Linked DNA regions of Homo sapiens: regions 2, 3 and 4 are each linked to region 1. A link is a loop called in an ENCODE intact Hi-C map of the cell type or tissue named here. Cell type or tissue: endothelial cell of umbilical vein. All regions are shown on one strand. Each heading gives the region's core, and the rest is flanking DNA. Links, peaks and the distances in the headings are about the cores only.

Evidence for each region. A loop is a pair of places that touch in the nucleus more often than their neighbours do. Peaks named below come from ENCODE experiments on the same cell type or tissue, not always from the same donor. Only the 100,000 strongest peaks of a DNase experiment are listed, where the experiment ranks them.
Region 2: a loop joins it to region 1, with 6 times the contacts of the local background. A loop is called at or near these places in 7 of 110 quality-filtered maps.
Region 3: a loop joins it to region 1, with 6 times the contacts of the local background. A loop is called at or near these places in 5 of 110 quality-filtered maps.
Region 4: a loop joins it to region 1, with 15 times the contacts of the local background. A loop is called at or near these places in 30 of 110 quality-filtered maps.

The regions. Positions count from the first base shown.
Region 1 is chr1:204,500,316-204,505,728 of GRCh38, reverse strand. No RefSeq gene overlaps it. Among named protein-coding and RNA genes, the nearest start is that of TRK-TTT3-1, 3.5 kb to the left of the region's middle. In endothelial cell of umbilical vein, for the core only: a CTCF peak has its summit at 2,378 (motif pointing right); DNase peaks (open chromatin) are centred at 1,328 and 2,388; H3K27ac peaks cover 819 bases.
Region 2 is chr1:204,211,201-204,216,613 of GRCh38, reverse strand. It overlaps GOLT1A (golgi transport 1A), which reads left to right and starts at 2,626. Exons shown (of 5, transcript NM_198447.2): 1 at 2,626-2,732. The coding sequence starts at 2,708. RefSeq lists an enhancer at 2,099-2,755. In endothelial cell of umbilical vein, for the core only: a CTCF peak has its summit at 2,216; a DNase peak (open chromatin) is centred at 2,233.
Region 3 is chr1:204,255,468-204,260,880 of GRCh38, reverse strand. PLEKHA6 (pleckstrin homology domain containing A6) reads left to right here. Exons shown (of 23, transcript NM_014935.5): 8 at 1,141-1,623; 9 at 3,012-3,528. Among named protein-coding and RNA genes, the nearest start is that of GOLT1A, 44 kb to the right of the region's middle. In endothelial cell of umbilical vein, for the core only: a CTCF peak has its summit at 2,318 (motif pointing left); a DNase peak (open chromatin) is centred at 2,280.
Region 4 is chr1:204,160,621-204,165,972 of GRCh38, reverse strand. It overlaps REN (renin), which reads left to right. Exons shown (of 10, transcript NM_000537.4): 2 at 3,810-3,960; 3 at 4,558-4,681; 4 at 5,295-5,352. Among named protein-coding and RNA genes, the nearest start is that of REN, 3.0 kb to the left of the region's middle. RefSeq lists a silencer at 1-3,807. In endothelial cell of umbilical vein, for the core only: a CTCF peak has its summit at 3,300 (motif pointing left); a DNase peak (open chromatin) is centred at 3,302; H3K27me3 peaks cover 167 bases.

The sequences.
Region 1 (5,413 bases), core at 317-5,316:
ACAACATCTCTCCCATTAATGAAAAATACATTTCCATTCATCAGATGATGTAGTTGTTAGATAAGTATTACTTAGCACAAAAGAAGGAAAGACACTTTTGATTCATGCACAGAGGAGCTAATACTATAAGAAAATAGACGTGATTGTGGAAAGGTCTGAATTAAGATTGCGGGAAAAGGAGTTTAGACCTTTAATTTAGATTGAATTTTGCCTTTCCTCCCCTTTCAGGCAAGTTGCCGTTTTCTTTTCTTTTCTTTTTTTTTTTTTTTTTTTTTGAGTCGGAGTCTTACTCAGTCGCCCAGGCTGGAATGGAGTGGCAGGATCTCGGCTCACTGCAACCTTTGCCTCCCAAGTTCAAGCAATTCTCCTGCCTCAGTCTCCCGAGTAGCTGGGATTACAGGCGCCTGCCACCACACCCGGCTAATATTTTTGAATTTTTTTAGTAGAGATGGGGTTTCACCATGTTGGCCAGGCTGGTCTTGAACTCCTGACCTCAGGTGATCCGCCTGCCTCTGCCTCCCAAAGTGCTGGGATTACAGGTGTGAACCACCGCACCGGCCTCAAGTTGCAGTTTTCAAGACAATCTCATAAGATGAATCCTCCCAAAGCAGTGTGCACCAGTGGGAGCAACATAGGGTATTAAGAATACAAATCTCCAGATCAGCCTAGTTTTTCCTAAAATCAGTTTCTTTTCTTTTCTTTTTTTTTTCTTTGAGACGGAGTCTCGCTCTTGTTGTCCAAGCTGGAGTACAATGGAGTGACCTCGGCTCACTGCAATCTCCACTTCTTCGGTTCAAGCGTTTCTCCTGCCTCAGCCTCCCGAGTAGCTGGGATTATAGGCACAAGCCACCACGCCTGGCTAAATTTTTGTATTTTTAGTAGAAATGGGGTTTCACCATGTTGGCCAGGCTGGTTTCGAACTCCGTACCTCAGGTGATCCACCCGCCTCGGCCTCCAAAAGTGCTGAGATTACAGGCATGAGCCACTGCGCCCAGCCACCTAAAATCAAATTTCATCAACCCTGACACATGGGGTGTGGAACACAAGATTATGAAATTTCAAATACTGATAAGGGAATTTATTTTAGTTTCTGGGAACTAGTGGCTTCTGAACACAATGAACAACAAAATAGCTCAGCCTCAGTTGGAGGAATTTTTCTTTCCTACAATTGTCTGATTCTTACAGAACAAAGACCAACAAACTGTGTGATCCTGAGCAGGCCTGGGTTTCCACATTTATAAAACAAGGGAAATTGATTAGATGGCCTCGAGATAACTTGTAATTCTAAAGTTTTACCATTCTGTTACTTTTTTCCATTGTGAATAAGATTAGAAGGAACAGACTCAAAATTTGCCAGAATGGAGTGATTTAATTCAACAAACATTTACTGATCGTCTATTACAGGTTAGGCTATGCGCTAGCCCTAGAGTCTGAGATGAGTAGGACATGGGTCCTGCTAACAGTCTAGGAAAGAAGACACACACAGAAACAAACAATTTCAACATAAAGTGGAGTGGCGGCAGATGAAGATGGACAGGAAAGCAGGGTTTATAAAATAAGGGTGGCTGGGCCCTTGAGTTTTCAGCAGGGAAACTGCATGATCATATTTCAGTTTAAACAGTTTAAACAAGTTAAACAGTAAAACAGTTTAAACAATGTTAGAGGTGTACTGAAGAAATTGTAATGAGCAAAACACAGACATTTATTTATTTAGACATATTTTTTTCAGCACCCACTGTGTTAGATAAGGAAAAACTGCTAGAACTGTTTCTATGAATGAGATGTGGAAATAAATTATAACACTTAAATTTTAGGGAAGGGAAATGGTGTCTATCCAGGCCTCCTTAAAAGGGCAAGAATAGATAAAGGGGTCTTCAAGTTTTTTCCTCCCCAAGGCTTTGTTACATCACACTCCCTTTCTTCCGGGATAACAAAACCTGCTGTTTAAAATTAAACTGAATGGGATTAATCAATCTAAAATTTGCTTACTCATTACCCACTGCTTCCACAGCAGTGAGCTAGGCACAGTAGGGAGGAAAACAGGAAATCTGGAAGGAATGTGGGGACTGCAAGGTGTATTTAGAGAATGGGGAATAACTTAATCTTGTTGGAGCAGAAGGAGATACAGAGGAGTAAGGTCACATTGGAGACTACACTTCCATCAGGCTAAGGCAAACGATTTTATCCTACAGGCAATGGTGAGCTATTGAAAGATCGGCTTGTTAACATTGCAAAGTCCACCCGAAATAGCATGAAATGAATCTGTTTGCTTCATTTATGTTGCATCAAAAACACCACAAGTGCCATCTTGTACTTTAGCATAAAATCTTCCTGGAGTGCTTCTTGAAGCTTCTTTATGCAGACTGTTGAACTTAATTTTCCCACTAGAGGGCAGGCTAAACTCACAGATTCTATATATTTGGTGATTCTCCTAGTTCTTAAATTTAATTTCTCCCACTATTTTTAAACTGTGTGCGTGTGGTGTGGTGAGAACACTTGAGATTACACTCTTAGCAAATTTCAAGTACACCATACATTATTAATAACTATAGTCACTGTACTGTATGTTAGATCCCCGAAATTTATTCATCTTACGACTGAAAATTTGTACTGTTTGATCAAGATCTATTTGTTTCCCTCACCTGCCAGCCCCATGGTAATCATTCTGCTGTTTCTATGAGTTTAACTTTTTTGGATTCCACATATAAGTGAAATAATATAGTATTTGTCTTTCTGTTTCTAGCTTATTTCACTTAGCATAAAGTCCTCCAGATTTGTCCATGTTGTCGCAAATGGCAGGATTTCCTTATGTATCACATTTTCTTTCTTTGTTTCTTTTTTTTTTTTCTTTAGATGGAGTTTCACCCTTGTTGTCCAGGCTGGAGTGCAGTGGCATGGTCTCAGCTCACTGCAACCTCATCCTCTGCCTCCTGGTTTCAAGTGATTTTCCTGCCTCAGCTTCCCAAGCAACTGGGACTACAGGCGCCTGCCACCACGCCCAGCTAATTTTTGTATTTTTAATGAGACAGGGTTTCATCATCATTTTGGCCAGACTGGTCTTGAACTCCTGACCTCAGGTGATCTGCCCACCTCGGCCTCCCAAAGTGCTGGGATAACAGGCATGAGCCACCGCACCCGGACCCCATATTTTTTATCCAGTCACCTGTAGACAGATACTTCTGCTGATTCCACATCTTGTCAATTGTGAATAATGCTGCGATGAACATGGAAGCACAGATCTCTCTTTAACATACTGATTTCATTTCCTTTGGATATATTCCCAGAAGTGGGATTGCTGGTTCTTACAGTAGTTCTATTTTTAATATTTTAAAGGAAACTCCATACTGTTTTCCATATGGCTGTACCAGTTTACATTCCCACCAACAGTGTACAAAGATCCCTTTTCTCCACACCCTCGACATCACTTGTAATCTTTTGACTTTTTGAGAGTAGCCACACTACCAGGTGTGAGGTGATATCTCGTTATGGTTTTGCCTTACACTTCTCTGATGATTAATGATGTCGAGCACCTTTTCATATACCTGTGGGTCATTTGTATGTCTTCTCTGGGAAAATGTTGATTGAAGTCCTTTGCACATTCAAACAAAATTCTGGTTATTTGTTTTTGTTTTGTTTTGCTATTGAGTTTTATGAGTTCCTTATATATTTTGTATGTTAATCCCTGATCAGATATATGGTTTGCAAATATTTTCTCCCGTTCTGTATGTTGCCTTTTCATTTTGTTGATCCCTACTATAATAATCTTTAAAGGGATGTTTTTTACCCTCCTTCTCATCAGAATTACTGCCTTTGGAAAAAAATCACCATCAATCTGATTACCCACTGTTTCCACAGCAGTGAGCTAGGCACAGAGGGGGAAAGTTGTGGACCCTTCCTTCCCAGAGTTCCCCAAACCAACACCAAGTCGTAGCTACCTACTCTGGGGCCCAGTCTTCTATCGCCACAGTATAGTGCATAGAGTCTTTGGAGCTGACACCATCACAAGGTACTAAGAAGATGTATAGTACAGGTTGTTTTTGTTTGTTTGTTTGTTTTGAGACAGTGTTGCAATCATAGCTTACTGTGACCTCAATCTCCTGGCTCAAGTGATTCTCTCACTTCTGCCTCCAGAGTAGCTGGGACTACAGGCATGCACCACCATGCCTGGTGAATTTTTTTTAAAAATGTTTTCGTAGAGATGGGGTCTTGGTATGTTGCCCAGGCTACTTTTATACTCCCTTAGCTCAAGGGATCCTCCTGCTTCAGCCTCACAAACTGTTGGAATTATAGGCATGAACCACCATGCCTGGCTGAGCCCAAGAATCTTACATAGCATCAAGAGCTCAGATACTGGAATAAATACTCCCTAAACAATGCAGCCCTCAAATGTCATGGATCATTGAAAAGGTGTAGGGAAGAAGTAGGACTGATTTCAAAGCCAGTAAGAGTCAAAGGATTGAAGAAGTCAATCTATACATAAAATATTTACAGAGCACCCCACCCCATCTCTAACATCCAATCATCTTTCAAAGATATTTGAATATTTTTGAAGAAAGCCTACTGAAGGATTTTAAAATAAAATTGTTATAAATACTGTCTTTCAAAATATTAGTTTTGAGTTGTATTACAGATTAGTCCTAGCCTAGAGCAGACCTATGAGAGAATATAGCACAGATAAACAGATTCTACCATCATCTCCTTCCATTGATTTCAGCCATTTGCTCCCTCACCAGTAATCTACTTATTATTACCACTGAAATCTTTTTTTTTTTTAAGATAGGACCTCAACTCTGTTGCCCAGGTTGGCATGCAGTTGTACCATCATGGCTCACTGCAGCCTCGACCTCCTGGACTCAGGTGATCCTCCCACCTCAGCCTCCTGGGTAGCTGGTAGTACAGGTACACACCACCATGCCCAGCTAATTTTTTGTGTTTTTTGTAGAGATGAGGTTTTGCCATATTGCCCAGGCTGGTCTTGAACCCCTGGGCTCAAGCAATCCACCAGCCTAGGCCTCCCATAGTGCCAGGGTTACAGGCATGAGCCATCACACCCGGTCACCACTGAAATCTTAGACTCTCAAGCTTTTCATTTTCTGGCTCAGTCACTCTGTCTTCCTGTAAACTAGATCCAGGTTTTCATCCATTCACTTATTGACCAAGAATTTATTGAGCACCAGCTTTGAATGAGGCAATGAATTAGGCCTAGAAATTCAAAGGTAAAAATAATGGAGATTCCTTGTCTTTAAGGCGCTTACAGTCCGTTGCCCTCCTCTTCTGTCCCCTCCCCAATTCAGAAAAAAGTGGACAAGCAATTATATATAACACCCATGATCAGTGTTATAATCCAAGTAGCTATTGGGTGTGTCTAGACACTCTTAGGAGGCACTCTAGGGAAACTTTGCAGAGAATTTGT
Region 2 (5,413 bases), core at 122-5,121, 290 kb after region 1:
TACCTGGTTCTATGCACTTCACATGCATTTACTCATGAATCCTCATCCTCTATGTCAGTCATAGGTACTATAATTATCCAAGAAGCTGAGGCACAGAAAGGATAAATAAAATGCCCAAGGCTTCACGAAGCCAGGATGAAGCTCTTAACCTACGAGTGATTTCAACAGGGATGATTCTGGCCCCTAGGGGCATTTGGTTGTCTCAATCATAAGGGTGCAAAACTCTTGCTGGCATTTCGAGACTGCAATGCACAGGACAGATTTCCAAAACAAAGAATTGTCCCATATCCTGTACTACTTTCGAATGTACAACTGAACTAAACCCACTACCAGTAAAAGTTGGTCATACTTCAATTGACAGTAATACCAAAAGGTTTTGTAAGCTTTTAAAAATAAATTTCATGAACACTCAGAAAGTTAGGAGATGGTTATTATGGAGCAGAAGCTTAAAAGGAATAAAGACATTGTCTTAAAATTATTGAATAATCTACTCCATGCATTGTCTACACAAAGGATTATAAGATTTCAGCTACTATGTATTTGATTGAAAACAGTTCTGATCAGTAGGTGATACTGAATAAACGAAGAAATTGACTGAAAATATTTAACAGAGGATATGTGAGAGAAGCAAACATGGAATCAGAGACACTTGAGATGCAGAAGATCTCACTGAGTTTCCTTAATAAAAGTTTTTAGGGTTTATTTCATATTATTGCCATCCTTTATATGTTTAGTTTTTTTGGAGCCCAAGGATGCTATGTTGTCATAATTATGTGTGGAAATGTTGTGTCCTGTCTTTACAACACTGTCCCGGGTGTCCACATGCAATTGCTCTAAACCACTTTTATCTTCTTTTCTTTTCCCAATCCATCCTCTATCCCCCATTGCCCATTGGAAATATGTGATCTCTAAGGCCTTTTAAGATCCCAGAGACTGAATTTTACCTCAACGCTGATATGTTTCAAGACAGAGGTTGATGTGTCTGTGGTACTCTATGGCGACCCCATTCCATGGGAGCTATTTTGACAATACACACATACCTAAGACTGAGTTCCTTTGCATGCACATCATACTTCTATATTATCTCCACCTTGTGCTCTCTAATTTGCCTTGCTATGTTATCCCTATTTCAATTAAGATGCTTTCCCTCTCATCATATGCAAGTACGTCTGGTCTGTTATTCCTTATCTAACAGTTTTTATTCTATGTTCACTTCCTGCTACTCTTTCATTTTCTTGCATGTGTGTGATTTTTGTTTTTGCATAGAATGGCTCATCTTCTATTTCTCTTAAATTCAAACATATATTATGTGTGGGTGCAAGCAATCTGCCTATTTCATTTATGTCTTCTGGTAAGTCTTGCCTGAACATTTATATATTGAAAGACATCATGTTTTATTATAATTTATCTTTTTGTTTCTTTTTAAAAAATTATGTTAGCTTTCCTTGGTTTTGTTGTTGTTGTTTGGTTTGTTTTTTTTTGAGACAGGATCTCGCTCTGCTACCCAGGCTGGAGTGCATGGCTTGATCACAGCTCATCGCAGCCTCGACCTTCTGGGCTCAAGCAATCCTCCTACCTTAGCCTCCCCAGTAGCTGGGACTACAGGCAGGTACCACCACATCCGGCTAATTTTTTATTTTTATTATTGTAGAGACAAGGTCTCACTATGTTGCTCAGGCTGGTCTCAAACTCCTGGGCTCAAGCAATCCTCCTGCCTTGGCCTCCCAAAATGCTGGGATTACAGACATAATGCATTTTGTATGCCAGGCCTATTTGCATTTTTAAATGATGTATATAGGTAGTCTTTGAAATTCATTTCTTCATTTCTGGACACAGAAGACATTGCAAAGTGGATGTTGGCTCTCCTGGCATCAATGCCACGTCAGAACCACTGCTCTGCGATGGGAAAAAAGGATGTTAGGAACTAACTGCCTCTCTTTTTGCAGGCCCAAAGGACGAATCCATGTCTACACAGCTGGTGGGTAGACTAGAACCAGGCCTCCTAAATTGTGCAGTCCTGCCCCAACCCCAAATTCAGGGCTTTGTCTTCCATAGCTCAACATCACAGTCAGTCCAAAGCTTGGACGCCGCTTGGGGAAAGGAGGTCGAAGACCTTCACGTCTAACTTCCCCCATGGCGCTTTTGCCATTGATTTAACCCGATCTGGCTCTGCCATTAGGTCAACAACAGGCTTTGTGCTCAGTCGCTCATCGCCTCCCAGCGCCTAGCATGTGCAATAGCAGAGAGCAAAAAGCTTGACTTTCAAGATGAATTTAGTACATTCCCAAAGGGATGCGCAGATGCCAACTCTTCCCACACTATCAAACCAAGCAAGAAACTTGAGCACCCCCTAGATTCCAATGCTTCCACATACAATCTAAGTTTCGCGGAGCAGACGAGAGCCGCAGAACACCGCGAGGTGCGAGGAAAGGGTCAGGTGGGCGGTGCCTTCCCCGGGCAGGCGCGGCAGGTGGAGGGGCGGGGCATTGCCCTACCGGAAAACGGGAGGAGGGAGCTGGCGAGTAGAAGCACCTGCGTGGTGTGCGGGGGTGGAGCGGGGGCTGGAGGGAGAGTTAATGATTTGCCACAGGCTCATTTCGCAACTTAACCAAGGGTCAGCTTCCCGTGACCATGTACCAGCTGCGTCCTCTGGGCCACGCTCCACTTGCCCGCTTCCACCCGGAAAGCCCCCCAGGCTGAGTGCGGCATGATCTCCATCACCGAATGGCAGAGTAAGTGGGATGAGCGGGGCTGCAATGGGCTATCCAGGCCAGGCTCCCTGCCGGCTGGCTCTCTCTCCCAGCTGGGCTCTCTGTCACTACAAGCGTGACCTCTGGAGCCAGGGGCTGGGAGATGCTGTGCTGGCACCCTGGGGCAGCAGGCAGGGTGGGGTGTGGCTCCCTACCCTCCAGCGGGTGGGAGTTGCTCAGGGCCCACAGGTAGCTAGAGGCTGGTGCCCAGGGGGCCTGGCAGGTTCCCCATTCACACTGACCCCTTTCCCATCCCGGGTTCTTAGAACTGGGTTGCCACAAAGGTGGACTCAGGAGGCCTCTGCCCATTCAGACATCTTTCCCCACACCATCAAGGTCTCCTGTGGCCCTGGGGGCTTCTTATAAAAAACTAAACTCCACTCCCCTGACCAAACCACCATACCCTCACTCCTAAACATCCTTCCCCTTCTTTTGGGGGAAGAGGTAGGGAGGAGGTCTTGGAACAAGTCTGGGGCCATGGGAAGAACCGTGGCTCTGTGGGCTTCATTTGGGTGAGTTACTTAAAGCCTCTGAGCCTTGGTTTTTCATCTGAGAATTGGTGACAACATTCTTTTGTTCACTCAACAGATTTGTCTCTGCTGTGTGCCAAGCACTGTGTTGGATATAGAGTGTCCAACATTAAATGAAACTGACTCCCTGCTTACATTCTAGAGAGGGGAGACAGGTAATTAACAGAAAGAAGTATATAGTATATCAGAAGATGATAAGTCCTCCAGATGAAAATAAAACAAGAGGAGGCTATGGAGTTCGAGGTAGGAGGGGTCGCTATTTTATATAGAGTGGTCAGGGAAGCCTCACTGAGAAGGTGAGCCTTTATTCAGATCTTTTTTCAGAGATCTATAGGAAGTGAGGAAGCAAAGCCACGCAGCTCTCTGGAGGGGAAATGTTCAGGAAGCAGGGACAGGCAGTGCAAAGGCCCTGAGGCATTAGCATACTTGGTGTGTTTGAAGAACAACAAGGAGGTGGGTATACCTGGAGCAAAGTGAGGTGAGGGGAGAATCATAGGAGTTTAGGTCAGGGATGTCACTGAGGGGTCAGGACACTGGAGACTTATAGACCATGGTAATGACCTTGGTTTTGTGCTATGGTGTGATATGTTCTATTTCTATGTTTAAAAGATCATTCTGGGTGCTGGGTTGAGAATAGACTGTGGAGGTATGAAGGCAGCAGCAGGGAAGCCAGTTCTTTTTTTTTTTTTTTTTTTTTGAGACAGAGTCTCACTCTGTCGCTCAGGTTGGAGTACAGTGGCATGATCTCTGCTCACTGCAACCTCCACCTCCTGGGTTCAAGCGATTCTCCTGCCTCAGCCTCCTAAGTAGCTGGGGTTACGGGCACCCACCACCACACCTGGCTAATTTTTGTATTTTTAGTAGAGATGGGGTTTCTCCACGTTTACCAGGTTGGTCTCGAACTCCTGACTTCTCAAGTGATCCACCTGCCTGAGCCTCCCAAAGTGCTGGGATTACAGGCGTGAGCCACCGCGCCCAGCCAGGGAAGCCAGTCCTGAGTGTGTGAAGGTGGAGACCAAGGTGTTAGCAGGAGATTAGCGGGGCGTGGTCCATGCTGGATCTGCCTTGAGGAAAGCGTTGAGGATTTGCTGACGGTTTGGACATAGGGTGTGAGAGAAAGAGGAGTCAAGAATGCCTTGTATATTTTTTAGCCTGTGCAATGGGAAGGGTTGAGTGGGGGGAAGCAGGAATTGGGCTTTAGATGTGTTGAGTCTGTTTGTGCTGTTAGACATCCGGGTGAGATGTCAGGTAGGTGGTTGGGTATGTGAGTCTGGAGTTCCAGGTAGAGGCCTGGGCTGGAGACAGAAATGTGGGAATAATCTGCATATACATGGTTTTTAGGACTATGAGCATCCATGAGATCACCGAGGGCAGGCACAGTTTCTCACCTCCCCACTATTGACATTTTGGGGCAGGATAATTCTTTGTTGTGGGGGCCTGTCCTGTACATTATAGGATATCAGCAGCATCCCTGGCCTCTATCCACTACATGCCAGTAGCACCCCCACTCCAAGTTGTGACAATAAAAAATGTCTTCAAACATTGCCAGATGTCCCCTGGGAAACAAATTTCCATCCCGCACCCCGCTTCCCCACCCACAATCCCCTCAGCCCAGTTGAGAATCATGGACCTGGCGAATAAAAATATAGAGAGAGGTGGGTTGGGTCCTCAACCCAGTGGCACGCTGACACTTTGTTAAACCAATTAGCCTGCAAGTAATATACTCTTACCAAATATGATAAGCAAGTCCTGTGAGAGAGAGAAATGAGGGATTTAGGTCAGGGAAGAGAGTGGACCAGCTTTCCCTGAGCAACTGACATTTCAGCTGAGACCTGAATGATGAGGATGCATTGTCAAGTAACAAGTGAGAGGCAGGGTGTTGCAGACCAGGAAACTGCATGTACGAAGGCCCTGAGTCAAGAGGGCTCACATGGAAGCCATGGAGAACAGTGTGGTTGGAGCATGGCAGGCAATAGGGACAGTGGCAGGAGATGAGGTGGGCAGGCAGGCCTGGGCCCCACCAGGCAGGGCCTGTGAGCTGTGGTGTGGATGAGAAGGCTCTGCTGCAGTCTAATCTCAGTGGGCAGCCGTGAAGGAGTCTAGGCAGTATGCTAACATGATCAGGTTGTATGT
Region 3 (5,413 bases), core at 331-5,330, 240 kb after region 1:
GCTCAAAAACCAGCAAATACAACTCTACCTCATAGGGTTGTTGTGAGGCCTACACAGAGTGCGTGTAAAACACTCAACATGCAGTAAACTCTTAACATATGGCCGCTCCCATCGCCCGCCGTCACCCACGGTCTCAGCGTCTGTCTCTCCCTTAACTGGATGTGGAGTCTTGAGTTAGGTGCTAAGGGGGATCCAGGAAAAGGGGGTTTCACAGTGTAGGCTCCAAGTCCACATATCTTAGAAATGTTTACCAAGCAATGTTTCAACAATCCCACTTGAATATGTGGAGTTTGGGAAGCTGTAGGGGGAAAATTGTCACAAATTTCCATCTTCGCTTCAACCAAGGGGCATAATTCCAAGAGTTCATTCATTCATTTCACAAATACTTACTGTAAATATAAATGTGCAAGGCACTGTAGTGGGTGCTAGGAACACAGGGGAAGAAAGTCTGCCATGTTCCTACCCTTGTGGGGCCTGTATTCTCATGGAAAGTCAGTCCTGGAAGAAATGTGTTTTGGAGAAGGGAACTAGCGTGTTTATGTGCTTGTGAGTTTGAAAGCAGAAACTTCTGCTCCTGGTGCCCGCCATGTTTTATCTCACAGCAGTCCTAGGAGGGGAGCTATTATTATGCCCATTCTGCTGATGAGGAGCCCAAGACTCTTGGCAGTTAAATAACTTTCTATAAGAAAGACAGCTGCCCCGTGACAAGCCTTTGTCACTGGAGTATCAAGGACAGTTACTGATGTGAGTGCAAACCCAGTTTGGGGAGCTGGGTCAGGGATAGATCGCAGAGAGGACCAAGACTAGGTGAGGTTAGTCATGCCATAGCTTGAAGGCTGGGCTCAAAGCAGACTGACAGAGGGGAGTGGGGTGGAGAATGACCTGCAGAGAAGACGTGGGGGGCAGAGTTAACACAGCAGGTGTGGGCAGGGGCGGATTAGGTTGTATAATAATTTCCCAGGCTGGAGCGAGAAGGTGAAGGGGTGGGACTTAGGAAGCAGAACTGGAGTTCATAGAATCCTGGTTCCAGCCACCTCCCTGCCCATCCTTCCCCACTCCTCTTCTTCCCAGTCTGGCACCCCCTGCCCCACTCCATGCTGGGCTAGAGTCACTGACAGCATCTCCCTTGGCATCCTGCAGCCATGAGAAGCCAGACTCGGAGAACGTCCCACCCAGCAAGCACCACCAGCAGCCACCCCACAACAGCCTCCCTAAGCCTGAGCCAGAGGCCAAGACTCGAGGGGAGGGTGATGGCCGAGGCTGTGAGAAGGCAGAGAGAAGGCCTGAGAGGCCAGAAGTCAAGAAAGAGCCTCCGGTGAAAGCCAATGGCCTCCCAGCTGGACCGGAGCCAGCCTCAGAGCCGGGCAGCCCTTACCCCGAGGGCCCAAGAGTGCCAGGGGGTGGGGAACAGCCTGCCCAGCCCAATGGCTGGCAGTACCACTCCCCAAGCCGGCCAGGGAGCACAGCTTTCCCGTCTCAGGATGGAGAGACTGGGGGACACCGGCGGAGTTTCCCACCACGCACCAACCCTGACAAAATTGCCCAGCGCAAGAGCTCCATGAACCAGCTTCAGCAGTGGGTGAATCTGCGCCGGGGGGTACCCCCGCCTGAAGACCTTCGGAGGTGAGGCATGCCGGCGGCTGGGGTGGGGCTGATATGGTATTATGGCTAGAGCGTGCGAGTGGGGTCATAGCCCACGAGGCATCCCCTGTTGGAAACCTTCTGGAAGCAGGCTGAGTTGGGAAACCAAGCAAATCCCATGCTTCCTGGCTTGCCCAAATCCTGCCTGCCCCATGGCTCCACCATTAGAGTCTGGCTGCTGTCCCTGATTCTTGGTTTCTTTGTCTGCTTCCTTCAGAAGAAGGGACAGAGTGCCCCAGTGCCTCTCCACGGCGTGCTGGGGAGCCCAGAACACAGCAGGCTTTGGGAGGGGGCCTGAAGTTGTTATAGTCATACATCCATCCAAGCTATGGGCCCTCCTACAACATCCTCTCCCCAGTGCTCCACCCACTTGAGACTCACTAACTGCCAGACCAACTCATTCCATTTTTGAACAACTCTAATTGTTTTAAAGCCATGATTTATATGAAGTTAAAAAACAAAACAAAGTAGCTCATTGGTCCCAACATGGCCATCTATGACCATTTACGCCTTTATCCAATGACTGACTTTGAAATATCTGGGGACATTTATTGGGCCCAATGGTGTCCCTCAGGGCAAATGGGCTGCAGGCTCCTTCCCTGGGGATTTGGGCAGCTCCAGGGACTGCAGGCCACAGCTTCAGGAAGGCCATGGGGCCCGGGAGGAACCTGCCCTCTAGTGGCCTGAGCGGCTGCGCATTGCTGGTGGTCTGGTGCCTGGGAGCATCAGGCCTGCTCTGGGGAGAACCACTTGGGATGAGTCCCAAGAATCTACTGGTTCTGTCCCTGACAAGATCATACAGTCAGGAAGCTGGGCATGGTGGCTCACACCTGTGGTCCCAGCTACTACTCTACAGGTGGATGTGGGAGGATTGCTTGAGCCCAGGAGTTCAAGGCTGCAGTGAGCCTTGATGGCCCCACTGTATTCCAGGCTGGTGACAGAATGGACCTCATCTCTAAAATAATATAAAATAGATCAGGAAGCCGCCCTTTCTTTCATCCCTCCTACATTGCCCTCCTTCAGGTGCCTGGTAGACTTTCTTCTATTTGCCTCTCTCAGAAAAGATCTGATAAACTGGTTCATGCTGAGATGGAGATGGCTGATAAGGCTTCACGTTTCTTCCTAGGGATATGTCATTTTAAAGAGGCAAAGATTGAAGCTCTGAATGGTGCAGTGTCCAGCCTTGGGGAGTTGTTTGAGGAGGGGGGCTGTGAGGACAGGAGTCTTTCCCTCATCTCTGGAATAAACCTCAGCCCCTGTGTACCTATTCAAGCACCCTGCTCTAGGCTGGGGGACCTGGAGGTGGGGCTGGGGTGGGTGGAGGGGTGCCCGTGTTGTCTGCCTTCATTACAATGTCCCCTCTCTCTCAGTCCCTCTAGGTTCTATCCTGTGTCTCGCAGGGTCCCTGAGTACTATGGCCCCTACTCCTCCCAGTACCCCGATGATTATCAGTACTACCCGCCAGGAGTGCGGCCGGAGAGCATCTGTTCCATGCCGGCCTATGATCGGATCAGCCCGCCCTGGGCCCTGGAGGACAAGCGCCATGCCTTCCGCAATGGGGGTGGCCCTGCCTACCAGCTGCGAGAGTGGAAGGAGCCCGCCAGCTACGGGCGGCAGGATGCCACCGTCTGGATCCCAAGCCCCTCCCGGCAGCCAGTCTATTATGATGAGCTGGATGCCGCCTCTAGCTCCCTGCGCCGCCTGTCCCTGCAGCCCCGCTCCCACTCTGTGCCCCGCTCACCCAGCCAGGGCTCCTACAGCCGTGCCCGCATTTACTCCCCTGTCCGCTCACCCAGTGCCCGTTTTGAGCGGCTGCCACCTCGCAGTGAGGACATCTATGCTGACCCTGCTGCCTATGTGATGAGGCGATCCATCAGCTCCCCCAAGGTGAGCCACCAGCCTGCCCTTCCTTCCTCATCCCCTGAGGTCCCCAGAAGCCTAAGACCATCTACTGAGAAAAGGCAGAGATGTGGGAGCATCTGTGCCACGGGGCCACTGGGCCGTTTGTCTGCAGGACCAGCAGTGCTGCCCAGCGGAGCCCCTGGCCTGTGGTTCTGTCTGTAGGAGAGCTGTCTTGGGGATGGCTTTGCCTCTTGAGTGGGGACATTGCTTTCTGTACATGCCCCCAAGTTGTGCCAGATACCATGCCGTCATATAAGAGGGCAGAGAGGGTTCTGTCTTTTCAAATCTTGAGGACCTGGACAGATCATTGCAAGGGGGGCTGCTGTCCATTTCAGTTTGGGATCTGCTCTGGGAACTGAACACAAATACCTCTAACCTTGAGCTTCAGCTGTTGGGGAACTCCGTGTCCCAGCCAGACCCCTCACCTCTGCGATCCCTTTCTCTTCCAGTATGATTACCTGGGAGACAGGCGGCCAGTCCCTGCAGGACTGTTCCCCTACAACTACCCACCATCCCCCACGGTCCACGATAAGATGGTACGTCCTTTCTCCCCTCCACCTGTCTCAGGGCCTCCCCGCACCGTGCTCCACTCAGGGTGGAGCTAAACTGGGGCGGACTCCAGGGACGCTCTGTGCCTAGTGCCTGGCCTGGCTGGTTTTTAGCAGCCTCTGGATACCTCCTCCCTCCCAGCCAGGACTCTAGCCCCAGTATCAAGTTTGGTGCCAATAACCCCTTCTCCTCTGTGACACAGCCCGTGGAGGAGGGATGAGATCTGGGAGCATGTAATATCCTGGTCCCTCTCCTCTCCAGCATGCAGGAGAAGGGGCCTAGGCAGGAAAAATCAGGCCAGAGCTCCTAACAAGAAGCAAGATCTTCTAAACTTTTTTCCCCTGAAGCATAGTTATTTCATGTTTGTCCTTTGCCTGGAATGCCACTTTTGGGGAGAGATACAAGCGATATGATTGAGGAAGAAAAAATTTTCCGAATTGCATCTCCTCCTTTTTCTCTGCCTCTTTCTACTCGTGTCTCTCCCTGGAATTTGTTCTCCTGAGAACTTTTGCCACCACCTAGAGACCTAGATAAGATGCTCCACTTGGGAGGGTTGGGGAGGACCACTGGGACCAACAGGCAGAATCCTTTTCCAGAAAGCCTGTTGCTGACTCATTTCCATAACAGTACCAGGAGGCCAGAGTGGAGGAGGGCTGGGCAGGCTGGAGGCTAGGCGGCTGCTCCTTCCCCTCTCTGTCTGATTCTCACTCTGCCAGTGTCCACAGCATATAAGCTTTGCCCACAGCAAACACACGCACCCAGAAACAACCGATTTTTCCAGAAAACTCAGAAACAGCTGCTAACAAGTGCTGCCTAAATTGCTCTGATGACACTCACCTCTCCCAGGGAGGCCTAGGCAGACCTAGGAGAGATGGCACTGGGGTCTGCGTGTGCCCCTCCTCTCCTGGAGTGTCCAGTAGAGAACTACTTTGCCTGCCCACATCCTCAACCCCTCCCTTCCTGAGAACTCCTCAAGGGCAGAGGGAGAAGCCTCTCCTTGTCCTTGTCGCTAACTCTTAACTGCTTTGCTTCTTTTTTTATTGTTTTCTTTTGTGTGTTCCTGTTTGTTTGTGTTGCTGTTTGGCCTCTGGGCCTCGGGCTCCGGGTAGGATGAACTTTTAGATCTTCAGTTGCAAAGAAACCTAGAGTATTTGGATCAGCAGGTAGGCAGAGCTGGTGCCCCCCTTATCATCCCACTGCCTTCCTGTCGCATCTCTCCACTCCTCCCCACCTCCTCATCTTCCAGCCATTTGACAACCTTTGTTGGTGCAAGCAGGACACAACAAAGTGGCTTATGTTTTGGTTTGCGCCTACACACCCC
Region 4 (5,352 bases), core at 353-5,352, 340 kb after region 1:
AAGCACTGTAGAGAACTCAGAAGTATTAGGACATGCCCCTTGCACTTGAGGAGCTCACAGCCTGAATATTAAGAAGGGCATGGGTGGTTGGGCGCGGTGGCTCCTGCCTGTAATCCCAGCACTTTGGGAGGCTGAGACGGATCACTTGAGGTCAGGAGTTTGAGACCAGCCTGGCCAACATGGGGAAACCCCATCTCTACTAAAAATACAAAAATTAGCCGGGCATGGTGGCAGGCACTTGTAATCCCCAGCTACTCGGGAAGCTGAGGCAGGAGAATCGTTTGAGCCCGGAAGGTGGAGATTGCTGAGCCAAGATCGTGCCACTGCACTCCAGCCTGAGTGACAGAACAAGACTCCATCTCAAAAAAAAAAAAGACGGGGGTCGGGGCATGGGTACAGTTAACTGTACCAGGGAAGCAGCTTGATATCGTGGTTAAATGCAAGGCTTATAGAGTTAGATTGCCTTCATTTAAATTTTGCTTCACTAGCAGAACAAACTAGGTCTGGAATCATGGGCAAGTTATTTAACCTCTCCAAGTCTCAGTTTATCATTTTAAACAGGTATGATAATAACAGTACCTACTTGATGGGGCTGCTTTGGGGATTTTAGGAGATAAGGCATAGAAAGCTGGGCACGTTGTAAGAGCCCAGCTACTGTTAGTACTACAGGATAGATTCTTACAAATATCAAAAGCAAGGTTTGGCCGGGAGCAGTGGCTCACGCCTATAATCCCAACACTTTGGGAGGCCGAGGGGGGCAGATCACCCGAGGTCAGGAGTTCAAGACCAGCCTGACCAACATGGAGAAACCCTGTCTCTACTAAAAATACAAAATTAGCCGGGCGTGGTGGCACATGCCTGTAATTCCAGCTACTTGGGAGGCTGAGGCAGGAGAATCGCTTGAACCTGGGAGGCTGAGGTTGCAGTGAGCCGACATAGCGCCATTGCACTCCAGCCTGGTCAACAAGAGCAAAACTCAGTCTAAAAAAAAAAAAGAAAGAAAAAAACAAGGCTTTAGGTAGCCCACAATTAGAAGGAGAAAACCTTAGCATCCCCTAGGTGCCAGGCCTTGTGGGAACAAGTGATTCATTAAGACTGTAGAAGGAAGCTGGGCACGCGGCTCATGCTTGTAATTCCAGCACTTTGAGAGGCTGAGGTGGGCAGATCGCTTGAGCTCACGAGTTCAAGACCAGCCTAGGCAACATGGTGAAACCTTGTCTGTACAAATACAAAAATTAGCTAGGTGTGGTGGTGCAAATCTGTAGTCCCAGCTACTCGGGAGGCTGAGGTGGGAGCATCACTTCAGCCTGGGAGGTGGAGGCTGCAGTGAGCAGAGACTGACCCACTGTGCTCTAGCCTGGGTGATAGAGCCAGACCTTATGTAAAAAAAAAAAAAAAAAAAAAAAAGACTGAAGAAGGGGAAGAGACAGCATTTGAGAAAAGGCCTCACAGAGAAAGGGGTTTTCAATCTGGGGACAGCAGATATGACCAGCAGTCCTGAAGGTAGGGAGGCACACTTTAATAATGGTAATAGTTGCTAAGCCTATAAAATGCTTAGGGTGTCACAGGATCTTTTCACATGTCTCATCTCAAGTCATGCCCCCAACAACTCAGCATTCCCACTTTGCAGATGAGGACACTGAGGCTCAGGGAGGTGATATGTAAGAGGCTAAGCCTCAACACACACTGGGCCTTTTGCTTCCGAAACTGCTTTCCCTTGCTCTGAGGCTCTCGGAGAGTAATTGCTGGGTTGTGAGCACTGGGTAAGAGGATGGGTGCTTCAAAGCAGCTGCACTCCAGGATAAAGGTAGAGGAAAGTAAAAACATCTTCCCCTGCTGTTATCCAAAAGAGAAAAAGAATGGAATTGGGCAAGGGGTGGAGGGGGAATCCAGCTTTTGAAACAGTATTATAGGAATTTTGCTACCCGCTATGTGCAGAGCATCATGCGAGGCACTTGGGACAGCTGAATGAATGAGCTCCATTCTCAAGGTGAACATGTACATATACACACCTACAATTTACATTTATTGAGCAGTGGTCGCATGGTTTCATCTGCACAGTGACTCTGAGGTAGGTACTACCATTAGGCCCATTGTTAGAGAGGGGTTAATGGAGACTTAGAAGAGGCCCAGAGAGGTTAGGTAGCTTTCTCAGAATCACATAAGTGGTAAGGGGATTCAGGCATGCCCCCTGCAACCACTGTCTTCACCACCGTACGGCACCAGTTCCACAAGCTGTACAGTGTGGGCTGTGAGACCCAAGGAAAAACAGAGCTGAGGCCCACGGGAAGGTGAGGCCGGTGTGGGCTGGAGGCCTTGGGGTAAGCTTCCTGGAGGTGGGGGTACATGTTGGGCCTTGGAGGACTAAAGAACTGGGGGGAAAAGGAAGGGAAGAAGGAAAGGATTTTCTGAAAAGGAAATGGCAAGAAGTAAAGGTCCAAAGCATAGGCTGTTGTGAGTAAACAGTGGGAAATGCAACCTCTTTGGGGCCAAACCTCTGACCCTCCACGTTCCCAGCTGTGAAGTGGGAGTAATAAAATCATCCACCTTATGAGAGCAAATAAAATAATGATTGTGAAAATATTTTGGTAACAGTAACCTGTGATAGGAAGATAACAAATCATTTCTGTTACAATACCATGCTGATAGGCATAAAAGTTGCATTCATGTTCATGGGCAAAATGGGGGTAAGTAGAATGCATGGGACGCAAGAAGGATGTAGGAAGGAAAGGGTAGTGTGAGTATAGGAGGACTAGCCACTGAGAAGAAAGTAGAAGAAAGAGGGAATCTTTGTGTGTATGGGAAAGTCTATTGCAGAGTCAACTTGGGCTTCCATCCTGGGACCTTCCCGTGAACAGCTAGAGACATCTTCCTCTGGGCTTTGGCAGCCTTTATGTCGGGACCCAGGGGACCCTATATGGGAAATAGGGCCAGACACATGCTCTGAATCCCTGCTTCAACATTTCTGAGTCACCTTTGTCCCTGTGAGCCTTCATTTTTCTCATCTATAAAATGGATGACAGCTAGCTTGTTGGTGTGATTTCAGTAGCGGCTCAGTAGAGTCAGTTTCCTAGGTCTCTTTAATTCTGCCTCTCAAAGGTGATGGGAAAACATCTAGACAAGAAGCCAAGGGACCGGGACACATCTCTCCAAGGACGAGGTGCATGGCGCTCTGAAGATGCTGGCATCTCTCTAGGCCCAACCCAGCTCAGGGGGTCCACTCCACCACAGCCCTGGCTGGGTGCCTGTCCCCTGGTATCCTGGAGACCTTGCAGCTGCTGTGGGCATCTGCTGCCACCTAGCGGCCTCCCATGGCACTGTCTCCCCGCCAGCCCCTAGTTTTGACAGGGGCACTCCCTGGCATTAATCTCTTCAGAGGGAATGTCTGTGCCTGTTTCCTGTCTGTCCTCCCGCCAGGTGGAGTTCCTTAAAGGCAGTCATGATCATTATCTTTCTAGCTCCAGTGTCCAGCACAGTGAGGCACAAAGTAGTTGTTCAGCAGGTGATTACGGAATAAATGAATGAACGGACCAATAAACAAATAGCCTTGTCTAATCAAAATTAGGCAACAGAAGGAAGTCACTTCAGGGTTATTTAATCCCCGGGCAGCTGACTCCTCTAAATTGACTCTTGACAAGAAGTAACTCTTATAAATGCTCCAGAGGCCCTCAGCGACAGAGGTGATTTCCAGGTGGCTGGGCTAACGTTAAAGGTGGTTGTACTAAAAGCAGGGGTTTGGCCTCAGGGACTCCACCACTGTGGTGGAGGTACAGCACTTTTCTATTTTTGCTTCCTCCACCCTGGGCCAGGATCTTCCTCAAGAGAATGCCCTCAATCCGAGAAAGCCTGAAGGAACGAGGTGTGGACATGGCCAGGCTTGGTCCCGAGTGGAGCCAACCCATGAAGAGGCTGACACTTGGCAACACCACCTCCTCCGTGATCCTCACCAACTACATGGACGTGAGTGCTTGGCTCAGCCCCTCGCTCCCTCCCTGTCTCCTTTCCCTCATGGACCTAGGGCTTTCTTTGCTGCAAGACTCACCCTTTCCAAGCTGTGTTTGACGAAGGCGCTGAGTAGCACGTGAGCACCCTAGAAAATTCCCATTTTCCAGCTGGAAAGCCTGAGCACAGAAGACAGGAAGGCATCCAGGGGCCATTCAGGGGCAGGGTTAGGTTTGGAACTCAGCCCAGGCCTCAAGCCAGGTGTCACAGGTGGGTGGGAAGGGGTGTGTGACTCAGGTGGGGGTTTCTGTGACCTGGCCCAGCACAACCTGATGGCTTCCTGCCCCAGAGGATCCTCAAGAGTCAAGTTTGCTTCCTGCTTCATTCTCAATGTTTTGATTTTGCCCTCTTGTCTTACTGAGACTCCCACTTTCTGGGATGCCATGGGGAGATGCTAAGCCTCCTACCAGTTCCTGCAGGAAAATGGAAACCCCGAGAGGCTATAGGACCTCGCCTGGGCCAAGTCTCACACCGAGAGCCAAGAGTGAAGCCAGGCAAGACCCCAAGACCCAAGGTCCCCTGAGCCCCTCCAGCCCTCTCTTTTTACCCCCACAGACCCAGTACTATGGCGAGATTGGCATCGGCACCCCACCCCAGACCTTCAAAGTCGTCTTTGACACTGGTTCGTCCAATGTTTGGGTGCCCTCCTCCAAGTGCAGCCGTCTCTACACTGCCTGTGGTGAGACCTAAGACCCACAGTGCCTCTCCTCCATCCCCCTGCCCTACTGTGCATGAGCAATCCTGCCCAACACCCAGCTCCCATCCCTCTTGCCACCAAGGGAGTGGCTTCCTCTCTGCCTCTGTGCCCACTGACATGTAGGGGAGAGGGGAAGATGTCTCCCGTTTTTCTGATACAGCCACCAAGGTTAAAAACAAAAAAAGGTCCAAGAACCCCTGAGCACCCAGAAGGCCACTTCCCAGTCTTCCTGAGATTGAGACAGGACTGAATTCTCAAACCCATCCCAGGCACTCGGAACTCTTCCATCCCTAGTCTTAATCAACAACCTCTTACTAGGCACTTACTCTGTGCCTGGCATCTTCTCTGGTGTTATCAGTGTTAGTGATTACTTTAAATTCCTTCATTTAGGACAAAATTCTCGATGTATGGGCACATTAGGAGAGCCCAAGAAACCCAGTCCTTGATTGATGAAGCACATATTCCAAGCCCCCTGACCCTAGGGCCACTCATCCCTGCACCTAAGCTAACCAGCCATACCCACAATGCACCCTGCCTCTGAGTCCCCCTGTCTGGGCCACTCTTGGACAAACCTGAGCCTCTGTCCCCCTGCCAGTGTATCACAAGCTCTTCGATGCTTCGGATTCCTCCAGCTACAAGCACAATGGAACAGA